Regions from separate parts of the Homo sapiens genome. Here region 1 is linked to region 2. A link is an interaction called in ENCODE POLR2A ChIA-PET data of the cell type or tissue named here. Cell type or tissue: OCI-LY7. All regions are shown on one strand. Region 1 overlaps TBC1D5 (TBC1 domain family member 5). Region 2 overlaps TBC1D5 (TBC1 domain family member 5).

Evidence for each region. Peaks named below come from ENCODE experiments on the same cell type or tissue, not always from the same donor. Only the 100,000 strongest peaks of a DNase experiment are listed, where the experiment ranks them.
Region 1: POLR2A ChIA-PET joins it to region 2 with 8 read pairs; 2 of 35 experiments call an interaction of 5 or more read pairs at or near these places.

The regions. Positions count from the first base shown.
Region 1 is chr3:17,342,572-17,350,571 of GRCh38, reverse strand. The region is part of intron 13 of TBC1D5 (TBC1 domain family member 5); the gene reads left to right. Among named protein-coding and RNA genes, the nearest start is that of PLCL2-AS1, 290 kb to the right of the region's middle. In OCI-LY7, no CTCF peak of the experiment used is centred here; no DNase peak of the experiment used is centred here.
Region 2 is chr3:17,396,007-17,404,006 of GRCh38, reverse strand. It overlaps TBC1D5 (TBC1 domain family member 5), which reads left to right. Exons shown (of 23, transcript NM_001349074.2): 8 at 759-826. Among named protein-coding and RNA genes, the nearest start is that of TBC1D5, 340 kb to the left of the region's middle. In OCI-LY7, no CTCF peak of the experiment used is centred here; a DNase peak (open chromatin) is centred at 4,626; H3K4me3 peaks cover 874 bases; H3K27ac peaks cover 1,260 bases.

The DNA.
Region 1 (8,000 bases), 53 kb after region 2:
ACTGAGCAACGTTAGCACATGATTGTAAAAAAGGAGAAATCATTACATGCAGGTAGTACACATTCAATCAATTCTGAGCTTATGTCTCTGGTGAAATAAAAAAGTATATAATGTAAATGATATTTAATCTGAATAACAAAAAAGCAGCTCTTTGACTCTGGCTCAAGCTGTTAGGTGAGGTGACTGCTGTTTGGGATTGATGTTTATTGGTGGCCCAGTGGGGAAAGGCTATCACTTTTATTCTTTGTCATTCCTCCCATGCGTTTCTCTAACCCACATCATATTTTAAGTTCTGTTTTCCTTTTTTTTCTTATCTATTTTTTTCTTTTCATTATTTCTTTCTTTTGGGGAGTAGTTTGTGGGATAGTGGTAAAAAATGGGTGCTGATGACCACCAGTGTGAGCATGCTAAGCAAGCAATGACAATTAATACAACAACAACAAAAGTTGTACGATTAGCTTCAGCTCCATAAGTGTCTAATGAGCCATTTGTCAGTCTTTTGGTGAAATAAACTACTCTATCTTAATTCTCCACTCTTGCAGTAAATAAATAAAAGTTATGAAACACCCGGGCAACAATAAAATATAATTTATTTCATAGGGCATGACAGAACTCTTTACATATCTAAAATGAACATGTTATTTACAAATGACTTGTGATACTCATATAAACCATGGATCTGTGTGTTAACTGCTTTCATTAGGGAGATATGCATTTTTTTCCTAATTGTTTAATCGTTTAAATGTATCATTACTCCTAAAGGCATGTGAGTTAAAGTGACTTCTCTTGGTGCGATTAACTCATAAGGCTAAGAAGAACCTCAGAAATGAGCTCTTCTGCAGCTGAAGACATTAAGAATTTAATGGAAAGGACAAAACAATAATTTTCATTTGGGAACCTCTCAGCTCTCTGCTGATTATCTTCCTGCCCTTATTTATTTTTAGGAACCCCAACCTCTAAAAAGTTTTTAAGCATTGCTATACATCAGTCAAACAGAACAATGTTGTAAGCTTCTTGTACTTGTATTTCGTACTAGGTAGAAAGTTACAATCACCATACTGATTTAAAATGCATGGGAAATGAGAAGTATCACTCAAATGAAAGCCCAGATATTTAAAAAGTAGTAATTAGTTATTTTAAACAGAAAAATCATACACACAACTGGTTTTCAGAATAATGTATACCAGTGATTCTCAAGTGTCATCCCAGAACCAGCAGCACCAGCCATCACCTGAGAGCTTGTCAGAAATTCAGACTCTTCAGTCCCACCCACCTACTTAACCAGAAAGTGTTAGAGGCGACTAAGAATCTATGTTTTAACATGCCCTGAAAGTGATTCTGATGTACAGTAAAGTTTGTGAACCACTGATATATACTGATAGACTAATTGAAGCAAAAATAAAACATTGTGGGACATTTATTAATTCCTCATGTATGTATAGAATCCCAAAGAAAGCAAGTGGATTTCTTTCAGTTTTGGATAATTTCCATCAGATGCCATTAATCTCATTTTCAACTCCACCTATTTGAGTTTCTGCTACTTTTCCCCATTTCTTTTTCTCAGTTTTAATACACCTTTTTCTCTACCCGTTTTGCAAGGTAATGATAGAATTTGTAGTTAAATTCCATGTTACTCAGCCTGTGATTGTCTATTCCTAATAACCAAATATCTCAGTCTAGAATTTAGAGATTCTAGTGTTTGGTGGTATTTTGTTTCAGTTTCAATTTCAAATTTATTTCAAAGCTATTCATAAAAAATACACTTAGAATGAAGAGAACAGGTTTCTTCTGGTGCCATCCAGGTGAATCTTTGATGAAGTAGGCAGGTATCTCTGGTAGGAATGGGTCATATACTCCACAACGGCTAATAAAGGATTATTAGAATTTAGTGCGTTTTGCCTGCAGCCTTTATGATTAACTACTGTGGCCAGTAGATTGACCCCATGAATGAAATTGAGTCTAAAGTGGAAAGTGGCAAGAGAAATCAGAAAAAAAGACAGCCAAGAAGAATTGTATGAGAGGTAAATTAAAGCCAGTGATAATTATAGCCAGTTTTGTTTAAAAGGCATTTCTTCATCCCTTACTACTCAGAGTGTAGTGCGAGGACCAGCAACACTGCGTCACCTGCAAACTTGGTGGAAATGCAGAACCCCAGGTCCCATATCAGGGTAGCCCACTGACAATTCGCATTTTACCAAGATGCCCAGGAGATTTGCATATACACTAAAAATGGAGAATCGCTTGCTTAATATATTAGCAGGCAGTGGATTTGGTCAAAGATTGATAGTGAAGGCATTTATTAAAGCAATGTTGTACTTTTACATGAAGAATTCCATGGGGCTGTGATAGTTCCAAGGTGATTTTCAGCAAATACACAATGCTATTGCAATTATAGGAGAAATTATTTGTCCAATTTAACTTATTTTGGAATAAATTAATTATGGAACTATTAAATGTGATGAATGATCTTTAAATTTTACTTGTCTCTTCCCAAGAATTTAAAGTCCAAGATGATATTGTAAGTATGAGGTGGGGGGGCTCCATCTAATGGACGACTTTTTATGTTGTAGAGACAGGGTCTCGCTCTGTCACCCAGGCTGGAGTGCAGTGATGTGATCGTAGCTCACTGCAGCCTCCAGCTCCTGGACTCAAGGGATCCTCCCACGTCAGCTTCCCAAGTAGCAAGAATTACAGGGATGTGTCTCCACACCTGACTAATTTTTTTGTTGTTGTTTTTTAGAGATGAGGTCTTGCTGTGTTGCCCAGGCTGATCTCAAGCCCTTGGGCTCAAGTGATTCTCCCACCTAAGTGTTAGGATTACAGACATGAGCCTCTACTCTTGTCCCAAGGGATAATTTAGATTTAAATCTAAACTCAAAAAATTCCGAGCTCAGACTTTCTTTGATTTTTTTTTTTAAGTGATAGAAAGTGTAGGGATTTTTATATTTTTACAACTCAGTTGCTTCATCTCAGGAAATTAAGAAAGTGAGGCATGTTTATTATTACTCTTCCCTCCTGCTATGTCAGAAAAAAAATTTAGGCTTATGATTTTAGGTAACTTGTCAATAATTTTTTTTAATTTAATTTGTACCTGAGAAAAATTGCTATAGTTAGTTCTCAATTATCTATATTGAGAGGAAACAAGAACAGTTTTAAAGGTGACTACTGAAATAAGTGACTGTGTCATGAGGAGCATTTCAAAAGACTAGATTATTTTGAATTAAGACAGACTAAACCAAATTTACTTAAATATATATAGTCATTAAACAAGTGGTTTCAGGTGCTTGATATCAGATGCCCTCATAGCATCACTATGAGTTAGACAAAAACGAATACTGTTCCCTGAGACATCAAGAAGCTGAGTAACATATCCAATTCACATAGTTGGTACTTGAAGGATCTACATCCAAAACCTTATCTCTGACTCCTGGGCCAAGTACCACCCTCTTGAAAAGCAATCTGTGTAAACCAAAGAAACAAAACTTTAGGTTGTAAAACATACATGTAAAAGTATATAATTTAAATAAAGGTAAATTTTAATTGGTGTTGAATTACATACAATGTCAGCTAACACAGTAATTGGCAAGCCATTCTGTAGAACACAATAGAAAGTCCATATATTCAAGTATATTATACAAATTAGCTTATACTAATAGTGAACACCTATTGAATCTGGTCTCCATGCTTATGTGTGTTAATATTATAAAGGTGACTTCAAATTTGTATAGAAGGATAGAATATTCAGTAAATAGTGTTGACATAATTTATTATCTATTTGGGACAATGGATAATAAATCTGTTATGCATACCCCACTCCATATGCTGAAATTAATTCCATATAATGTAAGAATTAAACGTGAAAGGAAACTGCTTTAAAAAGCTAGGAAAAATGTAGCTATATATTAATGTATTCTTGGGTATGGCTGGACCTTTCTATGTATGATTTCAATGCAAGAAACCCATTAAGGAGATGTTGATGGGTTTTACTGAATAAAAATGTTCAATATATCATGGGAAACCATTATCAATTGAAGGACAGTACATTAGGAAAAATGTTTACAAGTATATGGCAAAGCATTAATATCCTTAATATATTAAAATTTCTTACAAATAAATAGGAAAAGGATTAGTAACTGAATAGAAAAATGGGCAGGTGGTACAGACAGTTTTAGATGTATGTGTATGTATATGCCCATAAGCATTTGAAAAAAAATTAACTTTGTAATCAAAACCATGCTAATTAAAGCAAGGGTATGTCATATTTGCTTATTAGGTTAGCAAAGGTGAAGCCAAAATAATTCAGTGTACCCCATATTTGGAAGGTTTCATGGAAAGGATCAATTTCACAGTTTGTTTCAAAATTCATAAAGCTATGTATAAACTTTACCATCCAATTGTATTATTGGGATTTATTAAAACCATATAATTAATGATCTACAGAGTTTTTGCTTTAAAGATTTTTTGGCAATAGTATTATACTGAAAAATTCTTTTATTATTATTATTATACTTTAAGTTTTAGGGTACATGTGCACAATGTGCAGGTTAGTTACATATGTATACATGTGCCATGCTGGTGTGCTGCACCCATTAACTCGTCATTTAGCATTAGGTATATCTCCTAATGCTATCCCTCCCCCCTCTCCCCACCCCACAACAGTCCCCAGAGTGTGATGTTCCCCTTCCTGTGTCCATGTGTTCTCATTGTTCAATTCCATCTATGAGTGAGAATATGGGGTGTTTGGTATTTTGTCCTTGCGATAGTTTGCTGAGAATGATGATTTCCAATTTCATCCCCGTCCCTACGAAGGACATGAACTCATCATTTTTTATGGCTGCATAGTATTCCATGGTGTATATGTGCCACATTTTCTTAATCCAGTCTATCATTGTTGGACATTTGGGTTGGTTCCAAGTCTTTGCTATTGTGAATAGTGCCGCAATAAACATACGTGTGCATGTGTCTTTATAGCAGCATGATTTATAGTCCTTTGGGTATATACTCAGTAATGGGATGGCTGGGTCAAATAGTATTTCTAGTTCTAGATCCCTGAGGAATCGCCACACTGACTTCCACAATGGTTGAACTAGTTTACCGTCCCACCAACAGTGTAAAAGTGTTCCTATTTCTCCACATACTCTCCAGCACCTGTTGTTTCCTGACTTTTTAATGATTGCCATTCTAACTGGTGTGAGATGGTATCTCATTGTGGTTTTAATTTGCATTTCTCTGATGGCCAGTGATGATGAGCATTTTTTCATGTGTCTTTTGGCTGCATAAATGTCTTCTTTTGGAAAGTGTCTGTTCATATCCTTTGCCCACTTATTGATGGGGTTGTTTGTTTTTTTCTTGTAAATTTGTTTGAGTTCATTGTAGATTCTGGATATTAGCCCTTTGTCAGATGAGTAGGTTGCAAAAATTTTCTCCCATTTTGTAGGTTGCCTGTTCACTCTGATGGTAGTTTCTTTTGCTGTGCAGAAGCTCTTTAGTTTAAATAGATCCCATTTGTCAATTTTGGCTTTTGTTGCCATTGCTTTTGGTGTTTTAGACATGAAGTCCTTGCCCATGCCTATGTCCTGTGAATGGTAATGCCTAGGTTTTCTTCTAGGGTTTTTATGGTTTTAGGTCTAACGTTTAAGTCTTTAATCCATCTTGAATTAATTTTTGTATAAGGTGTAAGGAAGGGATCCAGTTTCAGCTTTCTACATATGGCTAGCCAGTTTTCCCAGCACCATTTATTAAATAGAGAATCCTTTCTCCATTGCTTGTTTTTCTCAGGTTTGTCAAAGATCAGATAGTTGTAGATATGTGGCGTTATTTCTGAGGGCTCTGTTCTGTTCCATTGATCTATATCTCTGTTTTGGTACCAGTACCATGCTGCTTTGGTTACTGTAGCCTTGTAGTATAGTTTGAAGTCAGGTAGCATGATGCCTCCAGCTTCGTTCTTTTGGCTTAGGATTGACTTGGCGATGCGGGCTCTTTTTTGGTACCATATGAACTTTAAAGTAGTTTTTTCCAATTCTGTGAAGAAAGTCATTGGTAGCTTGATGGGGATGGCATTGAATCTATAAATTACCTTGGGCAGTATGGCCATTTTCACAATATTGATTCTTCCTACCCATGAGCATGGAATGTTCTTCCATTTGTTTGTATCCTCTTTTATTTCATTGAGCAGTGGTTTGTAGTTCTCCTTGAAGAGATCCTTCACATCCCTTGTAAGTGGGATTCCTCAGTATTTTATTCTCTTTGAAGCAATTGTGAATGGGAGTTCACTCATGATTTGGCTCTCTGTTTGTCTGTTGTTGGTGTATAAGAATGCTTGTGATTTTTGTACATTGATTTTGTATCCTGAGACTTTGCTGAAGTTGCTTATCAGCTTAAGGAGATTTTGGGCTGAGACAATCGGGTTTTCTAGATAATACAATCATGTCGTCTGCAAACAGGGACAATTTGGGAAATTTATAGCACTAAATGCCCACAAGAGAAAGCAGGAAAGATCCAAAATTGACACCCTAACATCACAATTAAAAGAACTAGAAAAGCAAGAGCAAACATTCAAAAGCTAGCAGAAGGCAAGAAATAACTAAAATCAGAGCAGAACTGAAGGAAATAGAGACAAAAAAAACCCTTCAAAAAATTAATGAATCCAGGAGCTGGTTTTTTGAAAGGATCAACAAAATTGATAGACCGCTAGCAAGACTAATAAAGAAGAAAAGAGAGAAGAATCAAATAGACACAATAAAAAATGATAAAGGGGATATCACCACCGATCCCACAGAAATACAACCTACCATCAGAGAATACTACCAACACCTCTACGCAAATAAACTAGAAAATCTAGAAGAAATGGATAAATTCCTCAACACATACACTCTCCCAAGACTAAACCAGGAAGAAGTTGAATCTCTGAATAGACCAGTAACAGGATCTGAAATTGTGGCAATAATCAATAGCTTACCAACCAAAAAGAGTCCAGGACCAGATGGATTCACAGCCGAATTCTACCAGAGGTACAAGGAGGAACTGGTACCATTCCTTCTGAAACTATTCCAATCAATAGAAAATGAGGGAATCCTCCCTAACTTATTTTATGAGGCCAGCATCATCCTGATACCAAAGCCGGGCAGAGACACAACCAAAAAAGAGAATTTTAGACCAATATCTTTGATGAACATTGATGCGAAAATCCTCAATAAAATACTGGCAAACCGAATCCAGCAGCACATCAAAAAGCTTATCCACCATGATCAAGTGGGCTTCATCCCTGGGATGCAAGGCTGGTTCAATATACGCAAATCAATAAATGTAATACAGCATATAAACAGAACCAAAGACAAAAACCACATGATTATCTCAATAGATGCAGAAAAGGCCTTTGACAAAATTCAACAACGCTTCATGCTAAAAACTCTCAATAAATTAGGTATTGATGGGACGTATCTCCAAATAATAAGAGCTATCTATGACAAACCCACAGCCAATATCATACTGAATGGGCAAAAACTGGAAGCATTCCCTTTGAAAACTGGCACAAGACAGGGATGCCCTCTCTCACCACTCCTATTCAACATAGTGTTGGAAGTTCTGGCCAGGGCAATTAGGCAGGAGAAGGAAATAGAGGATACACTGAAAAATTCTATAAATTTAAATGCCTAAAAATAGAGGAATAATTTAATAGGTAATAGTATATACATATAAGGGAAAAGTATACATTCACTTTAAATGACTCTTCAGTGGTTAATATTTGTTGACATAGAAAAAAGATTATAATATGCGTGTTATGGTCATATTTTTATTATAAAGTAAATTTGTTTATATATTATATGTGCATAAAAATAAAATTGGAAAAGCATAATCCAAAATAATTTCTGGGCAATGAGATTAGGGGTATCTTTTTTTCTTCCTTTTGCTTATGCTTTTGTTTGCTAGCTTTCCTGAGACATATACAGATTGCTTTTGGAATAAGGAAAAATTTATTTTAATAGTCAGCCTTGACATTA
Region 2 (8,000 bases):
TACTGGATTATAAAACCAAGTTCTGTAGAAAAACTTAACCCGTCTTTCTTAGTGCATTGGGAATTCAGGTCAGGTTCAAGCTGCGGACAGTTGGCCTATGAGTCCTGCTGTAATCCAAGCACCTTTCTGTTGTTACAGGGGTAGTAGCAGTAGCATATGGCAGTGAAAAGTATTGTTCACTTTATATAGATAATAAAAATTTTGAGAATATATACTAGTTTCTCATTATTCACAGGGGATTGGTTCCAGGCCCCTCATGGGCACTACAATCTGCAGATGATGAAGTTTCTTATATAAAATGGCATAAGTATTTCCATATAACCTGTGTACATCCTCTTGTATACTTTAAATAATCTCTAGATTACTTATAATACCTAATAGATTGTAAATGCTAAATAAAGTTGTTATACTGTGCTGTTTTTCTGATTTGTATTTTTTTATTGTTGTATTGCTATTTTTAATTTTTTCCCAATATTTTTGATCCACAGTTGGTTGGATTTTTGTTGTGGAACCTGCAGATGAGGAAGGCTGACTTTATATGATAATATCAAACTGGAAAAATTGATGTTAGAATAAAGATGTGTTTCTGAGATTAAATTAGATTTTAATAAAAATTACCCCAGTCTCAGGTTTTCTATCTGCAATGTGAAATGATCTCAGAGAAGAATAAATTTTAACCATTTACATTATTAAATTGAAATCACTAAAAGTAAAACAAAGGTGTGAGACTATATAATAGATTGTTTTCCTTATTTCAGAGTCTTTGGAACAAATTCTTCCAAGATAAAGAACTTCGATCAATGATTGAACAAGATGTCAAAAGAACGTATGTAGAACTATTTACATGTTACTTTCAATAATTCAAATTGTTGTTATCTCTTTCTAATTTTAACAAAACACAAAATCTGCAGTCAACTTAATTGAATGCAGTATTCTACTTGTGTTAATAACAAACTTGTTTTGACAAATTGTGATAATAAGGATTGTTTTCTACTCTAATGATACACATTTCTATGTTCCCTTTTTAAAAGTAAATTACATTTATAATATTGATAATCTTCAATAATATTTAATTAGTTTTATCAAGTTCCAACAATTATTTGAAGTCATATTTAAGGTTATATTGTATAGTCTTGTTGCCAGAAAAATTTATCCCTTGCTTTATGCATTTGAATCCCTTTCTAACCAAGTTACTTGTTAAAACTTGTTAAATGACAACTGTTATTCTTATCCTCACTTCTCTTCTTCTTGAAGCTATTCAGGTTTGCAAACAATTTCTTCTCTCAATCTACTCAGTATTTACTATATAAAAGGGTAATTTGTTACTTAGCATAATGTCCATAACTTTGATATATTCGACTGAGTCATAGGGTGAGGAGTAAATGGAATTTGTGTCAGAAGATCATAGAGTCGTAACTAACGGATGCTGTAATTGTGGGAAAATTACTTCAACATCTTTCCCTCTCAGTTTCCTCTTGTGTTAAATGGGGATAATAGTAATCATCTCTTATGATATTTGAGGATTAATTAATATCTGTCAGAATAGTAAATTAGATAAGTTTATACTTTAAACTATAAATCATTATATAAATGTTAGTAAACTTAATGTAATCCTTAGGATCTGGGATTAGCCAGGTATGTGCAGAATCGTGAGTATCTCTGGTGGCTTCTTCCAAGTACTTCTGCAGCTTTGCCTGTGTGCTCCACTCCTAGTTCAATTCCTGCTAAATCTATTATAATGTCAAGGCCTCTCGCTCTCTGATATTCATTTCTTTGCAAGTTATAAATACTGAATAATAAGATGACATGAACTACTACTAAGTTTGTAGTACATATTTAACAAATACAATTTCTTTAAAATGAAAATAATTCAGAGGAATCACAGGTTTAGAGTAAATGAAACCACAGGTAATTGGCAGTGGTAATAGGGTATGGGGTGGGAAGTTTGGGATGATTTTGGTTAGCTTGAGTTATCCAGTTAACTCAGGAGTAACCCAGTTAGGGAAGCTACTCTCAGAGGTATGGGTGATAGTGCTTGGTCTCCCTAGTATATAGGTGCAGAAAGTAGAGCACCATTGTATTAGCACACAGGAGTCCTGGTACTCAGTAAATATTTGAATAAAACAAAAGAAGGAGTTGCCTCAGTAAGTATATAGTTAATCAGTGGTAGTAAACAGGCCTTTTAAAAACAAAATGTGCAGTATATATTGTTAACTAAACTGTAAAGGCATCCCTTTTTAAAAATGCTAGGTAGTTATATTTAAAAACTTGCCAACTTCAGATTGATCTGTCTAATGAGCAGGATTATAATTAATCTCTCTACAGTTATCAAATGTAAATGAAGGGGCCACAGCGCTGGTGCCGAGTCACAGAGTCAGAGGCCATGGGGGCCAGATTGACTTAAAGAAATAGCAAACAAGAAAGGGGGAAAATAAACCTCTGATAGCCACACCAAACAGGCAGTGATACTGGGAATTTTTTCATCATTTTAGTTACGTAGTTCGAACATTTCTGCTTTGTTATGTAAGAAAGTGTTAGTTCTTGAAAACTTCTATATTTTCTGTTTTTTTCTTACAAAAATGCAAGATATATACACAGATACATATATACATATACATATACATATACATATGTATATTATACACATACATATATATGTATATTATACATATATGTATATTATACACATACATATATATGTGTATTATACACATACATATATATGTGTATTATACACATACATATATATGTATATTATACACATACATGTGTGTGTGTGTATGTACACACACATACAGTGTTTTTCTTAAAATGTATCTCTACTAGTTGATTTTAATTAAAATGGCAAACCAGTGACCCAAAGAAGGTAGCTAGGAGGCCCTATAGTTGATAGAATAGTAGGGAAATGTATTAGCGTTCTCTAGAGGGACAGAACTGTTAGGAAAGATGTATATATAAAGGGGAGTTTATTAAGGAGTATTGACTCACATGATCATGGTGAAGTCCCACAATAGGCCATCTGCAAGCTGACAAGCAAGGAAGCCAGTCCGAGTCCCAACACCTTAAAAGTAGGGAAGCCGACAGTGCAGCCTTCAGTCTATGGCTGAAGGCCCCAAGAGCCCCTGGCAAACTGCTGGTGTAAGTCCAAGAGTCCAAAACCTGAAGAACTTGGAGTCTGATGTTCGAGGGCAGGAAGCATCCACCGTGGGAGAAAGATGAAGGCTGGAAGATTCAGCAAGCCTGCTCTTTCCACCTTCTTCTGCCTGCTTTATTCTAGCCACACTGGCAGCTGATTAGATGGTGCCCATCCAGAGTGAGGATGGGGCTGCCTCTCTGAGTCCACTGACTCAAATTTTAATCTCCTTTGGCAACACCCTCACAGACACACCCAGGAACAATACTTTGCATCCCTCAGTCCAATCAAGTTGACACTCAATATTAACCATCACAGGAGGGTTCCATATCTTATTCTCTTGAAGACTCTCCCATGGCTCTCTCCACATTTAGATTAAGTCTCCTTGTCATTTCTATATAAATTTTCTGGCAAATACTTAGCTTGTGAGGTAAGGCGGTTAGTCTTATTTTAAGTCCACCAAATTATTTAATTGTAAAAGCTGAATAGCTTGTATAAATTTAGTTTACATCTTTATAAGGTACTATATGATCTAAAATATATGATTTTCATTTCAGTCTATGAGGAATTTCCTAATAATATAAAAGAAGTACAGCCCAGATAAGGTTATAAAGTGTTACTTGTTTTCTAGCTTTGTGATAAGAATTTTTGAAAAAATGTATATTTATGGAGCATCGCTATGTTCCATAATTGCCCTTTGCACTGTGGGGGACAGAGTGGAGTGGTGAATAACACAGATAGGATGCTGCCATCACAGGTTGTATATTTTAGTGTGGTGTCGGGGAGAGTGGTGAGACAGTAAGCATGTATAGATAAAGAGAATAATTACAGAGGGTGATCATTTTTCTGAAGAAATAAGGCAGAGTAACTAGATAGCTAGAAGGAGAGTAGCCAGTGGGATGGCTACTTTAGGAATAGTGATTGGAGAAGACATCTTTGAGAAGATGACATTTGAGCTGAGATGTGAAAAAATTTAAAGGCCAGACATCTGAAGAACTAGGGCAAGAACATGTAGACAGAGGGAGTAGCTAGGGCAAGGTTAGTTTCTCAATGAAAATGAGCTCAGTGTTTAGAGGAGCAAAAAGAAGTCAGTTCGGCTAGAGCAAGTGCTTTAGAGAAGGAAATCTGAGAGGAGAGCAAAGGCCAGGACAGTCTTGTAGACCACAGTAAAAAGTAAAGATTTATTCTGATTGCAATAGGAAGCTTTTGGAGGACATTGAGCAGTGGCATGATACCTACAAAGATAATTATGGCTGCTGTGCAGTGGGGCAAAGGTGGATGTAAGAATGGAAGCTGGAAAAGCAACTAGGAGTCTATTGGAGTATTTCAAGTTAGGTAATGTTAGCGATTTATTAGACTAAAAATGTAGTAATAAAGACAGGAGTAGGTAGATGGGTTGGGGATATGTATTTTATGTTTCAAAATACAAATTAGGGGATCATTATGTGTAGTTTTCTCACATTCATAAGTTTCTGTTCCGTTTTTACTGCTCTGTTTCAGATCCTTTTTACCTCCTGCCCACAGTCACTTACTTGTTTAATTGTTTTCTTGGGATCTAGTGTTTTTCCACTTCCAGTCCATTCCATGTGTTAACAGCCTAATCACTCTACTCAAAGCAGATTTATAATCACTCTATTTGCCTAATCCAGAACTTTCTATGACTCCCTGTGCCCTGAAGAAGAATGGACTTACTCAGTTTCTCTAATACATACCCAGTTCCCTTTTAGACAAGTGCTTCTGGCATTATTCAATGAACAGGTTTTGTGCTTTCCATTTTCAATGTTTTGGAATCTTTCATGCTCTCCTCTGCTGGAATGCTGCTTCCCTCTGCTTCCTGTTAGATTCCTAACAGCTAACCATTCAAGGCCTGAGTTCATCACCCAAGTTTATGAAACATTTTCCAGTCTTGGCAATTGGAAATCATTTGTGCCTAGTCTGTGTTCTATAGAATTTTCTTAATAACTTTTTAATATTATTTAATTTTGTTTGGTCTTTTATTTATTTAGGTCCATCTGTCAGTGTATTCAATACATTTATATTGATCTCCTTAGTGTACCAGGCACTAGAGATGCCAAGATAAATGTGATATGGACCCTTAAGAAGCTTACAGAGAAAACAGGAAAAAAAAATTACAATGCAGGATTATTGGTGTCATTAAGAGAAGCAGTATGTACAAGAGCTCTTGTGTTAGCCCAGATCTTACCTTTCAAACCTAGTAGTAAACCCTTTGAAGGCATGGACCTAGTCTTGTTTTTGTCTCACTGGTTATCACCAAGTTGATGCTTAATAAATGATCATTGATTGTGAATCTTATCACTGATGATCAGTGTTGTTCAATTTTAGTAATTATCTCAAACATCTTTAAATTTTCACAGACATAAGCACACTTCAAAAAATAATATTATCAACTTTCTAGTATGAGTTTAAACAAGATAATTTGATTTCATGAGCTGTGATTCTGCCATCATTATTTAATTTATTTGATCTGGATACGTCACTGTATTAAATATTATCTTCCTCTTCAGCCAATTTTAATATTCCTTTATGTCACCCTTTTTTGCCTCAAAGCGTTTTGCAATCATTTCAATTAATTGTTCTTTATCTTAACCTAATGAGGTTGTTACTATTCCCATTTTTATTACTGAAAAAACTGATAATCAAAAGGTAAATCAAGGAATTTCCATTTACAGCATTCTAATTTAGAACTTGAATTGTCTATTCTGAACAAATGTTGCCATGTTTCAAAAGCTGTAACATTAAAAGAAATTCAGTATTATTTAAAATGGTGGAAATAGTGAGTTCACGATAAAATATCATTTCCATATTAGATGCCAAAGAAGTATGTTATTTGGTCTATCAAGGTCTATTCTAAAAATATATATGCAGCATCTATAACATCATTTGCAGATTAACATATTTATAAGCTATTGCCAAATAGTCTCATCTTTTCTTCAAATGTGTTTTCCCTCTCTTGAATTAAATGATTAAATTTCTTTAACTGACTTTTATAATTGTAACTTTGACCATATTTAAAAGTTTATCTGATTGCCTATTGATATGCTGTTATCATCTTCAATATTTGATCTTTTGTATTTCTAGTTATTGTAGTTAACATTTTAGGTAGCTCATTCATAATTTAATTATTCTTTTTCTTACTTGTATCTCCATGGTGAGTTTTTAAAGATGCAGCTTTCTTGGGCCAGGTGTGTTGGCTCATGCCTTCAATCCCAGCACTCTGGGAGGCCAAGGCAGGAGGATCACTTGAGCCCAGGAATTTGAGACCAGCCTGGGCAACATGGCAAAACCGTCTCCACAGAAAACACAGAAATTAGCCATTAGCCAGACATGGTGGCACACACCTGTAGTCCCATCTACTTGGCAGGCTGCAGTTGGGGGATCTCTTGATCCCAGGAGGTTGAGACTGCAGTAAGCTGTGGTCATGCCAGTGCACTCCAGCCTGGGTAAAAGAGTGAGATCCTGTCTTAAAAAAAAGTAACTTTCTCATCTTAATGTTTCCTTTTGTTTATAGTGTATATGTATGCCATGCTTCAAACATAATCTATTTAAGCAAATTTTGTCTTCTCAGTTTTTTAAGTCTTATAATTTGATATTTTGCAAGCAAACTTTGTCTCCTCAATTAAAACACACCTTATTTGATATTTTCTGGATTCATTAATAATTGCTTGCAAGAGAAAAGGAGCAGGTAGGGAAGTAAAAAAAAATTCTTTAAATTCTTTTTTAAAAATTATAGATATGTGCTGTACTGTTTGGTAGATACCAGGCATATGTGGCTGTTTAAATATAAATTTAAATAAAATTAAAAATTTTAGTCATCACAGTAGCTATAGCTGATAATGGCTACTGTATATACTGTACTGGACAACTCTTACAGAGGATACTTCCATTCTTACAGAAAGTTCTTTGGACAGTGCTGTATAGATAATTCATTATTATGCTCGCCCCAGCAGCACAAATATTAAAATTGGAATGATAATTCATTATTGTTTTATTTTTGTGTAATATGTAATGTAAATGTCTACATTTTGCTTTTTATTCATGTTGAACTTTTAGATATGGCCTCTGTGAAACATTTACTTTTATTTCTTTTCTCTCACCTTTAGAAAATGACATGAATTTTTACAGTAAATCTTTCCTGAATTTTTGGTCAAATGTAGTTATTATGTTACATTGTAGTATGTGGATGGAAACTAGATTAGTTTTGAATTTTTTTCTATGTTAAGCATATTCGAAAGTTATTTTACTGAGTAATTTATTGATTTTTTTTTTTAATTTAAAGATCCTCTTTCTCAGTTCCTATTTTGAAAAAGAAATACTCCCAGTAATTTGGTCCATTGATGTCACACTTTACAAAGTTAAGATGTCCTAAATGTCGGTATCTCCTACACAGTTTCCTCCAAGCCCATTTTTTATTGAAATAAAAAACAAATTCCTCTGGGAAGAAGGATTTTACAAGCAATTTCAGAGCAGAATTGATTTTGGTGTGTGTTAATGCCGACAATCTGCCCAGTGTTAAAATGTTAAAGAGAAAAAAAAAATACAAGCTGCCATATTCCTGTGATCACACCAAAATAGCAGCTTGTATTTATATTTTCAGTCTCCTCGAGGTGGACTGCAGGCACACATGAATGAGTGGATGTACTTGGTGTTGTGTTGTGATTTTATTTAATGCAGGCAAAGTACATGCTTGTGCATGCACGACCAGCCCTCACATATGCACTTGTTCACAGCCGAGAAAGTGAAAACTACAACACAAGCCGCTCTCTAAGAGTTGTCGGCAACCTGTGTGTGTTTCTTAAATATTAAAGAGGGGGGAAAACAGATTTTCAGGAATATGAAAAATAATGCT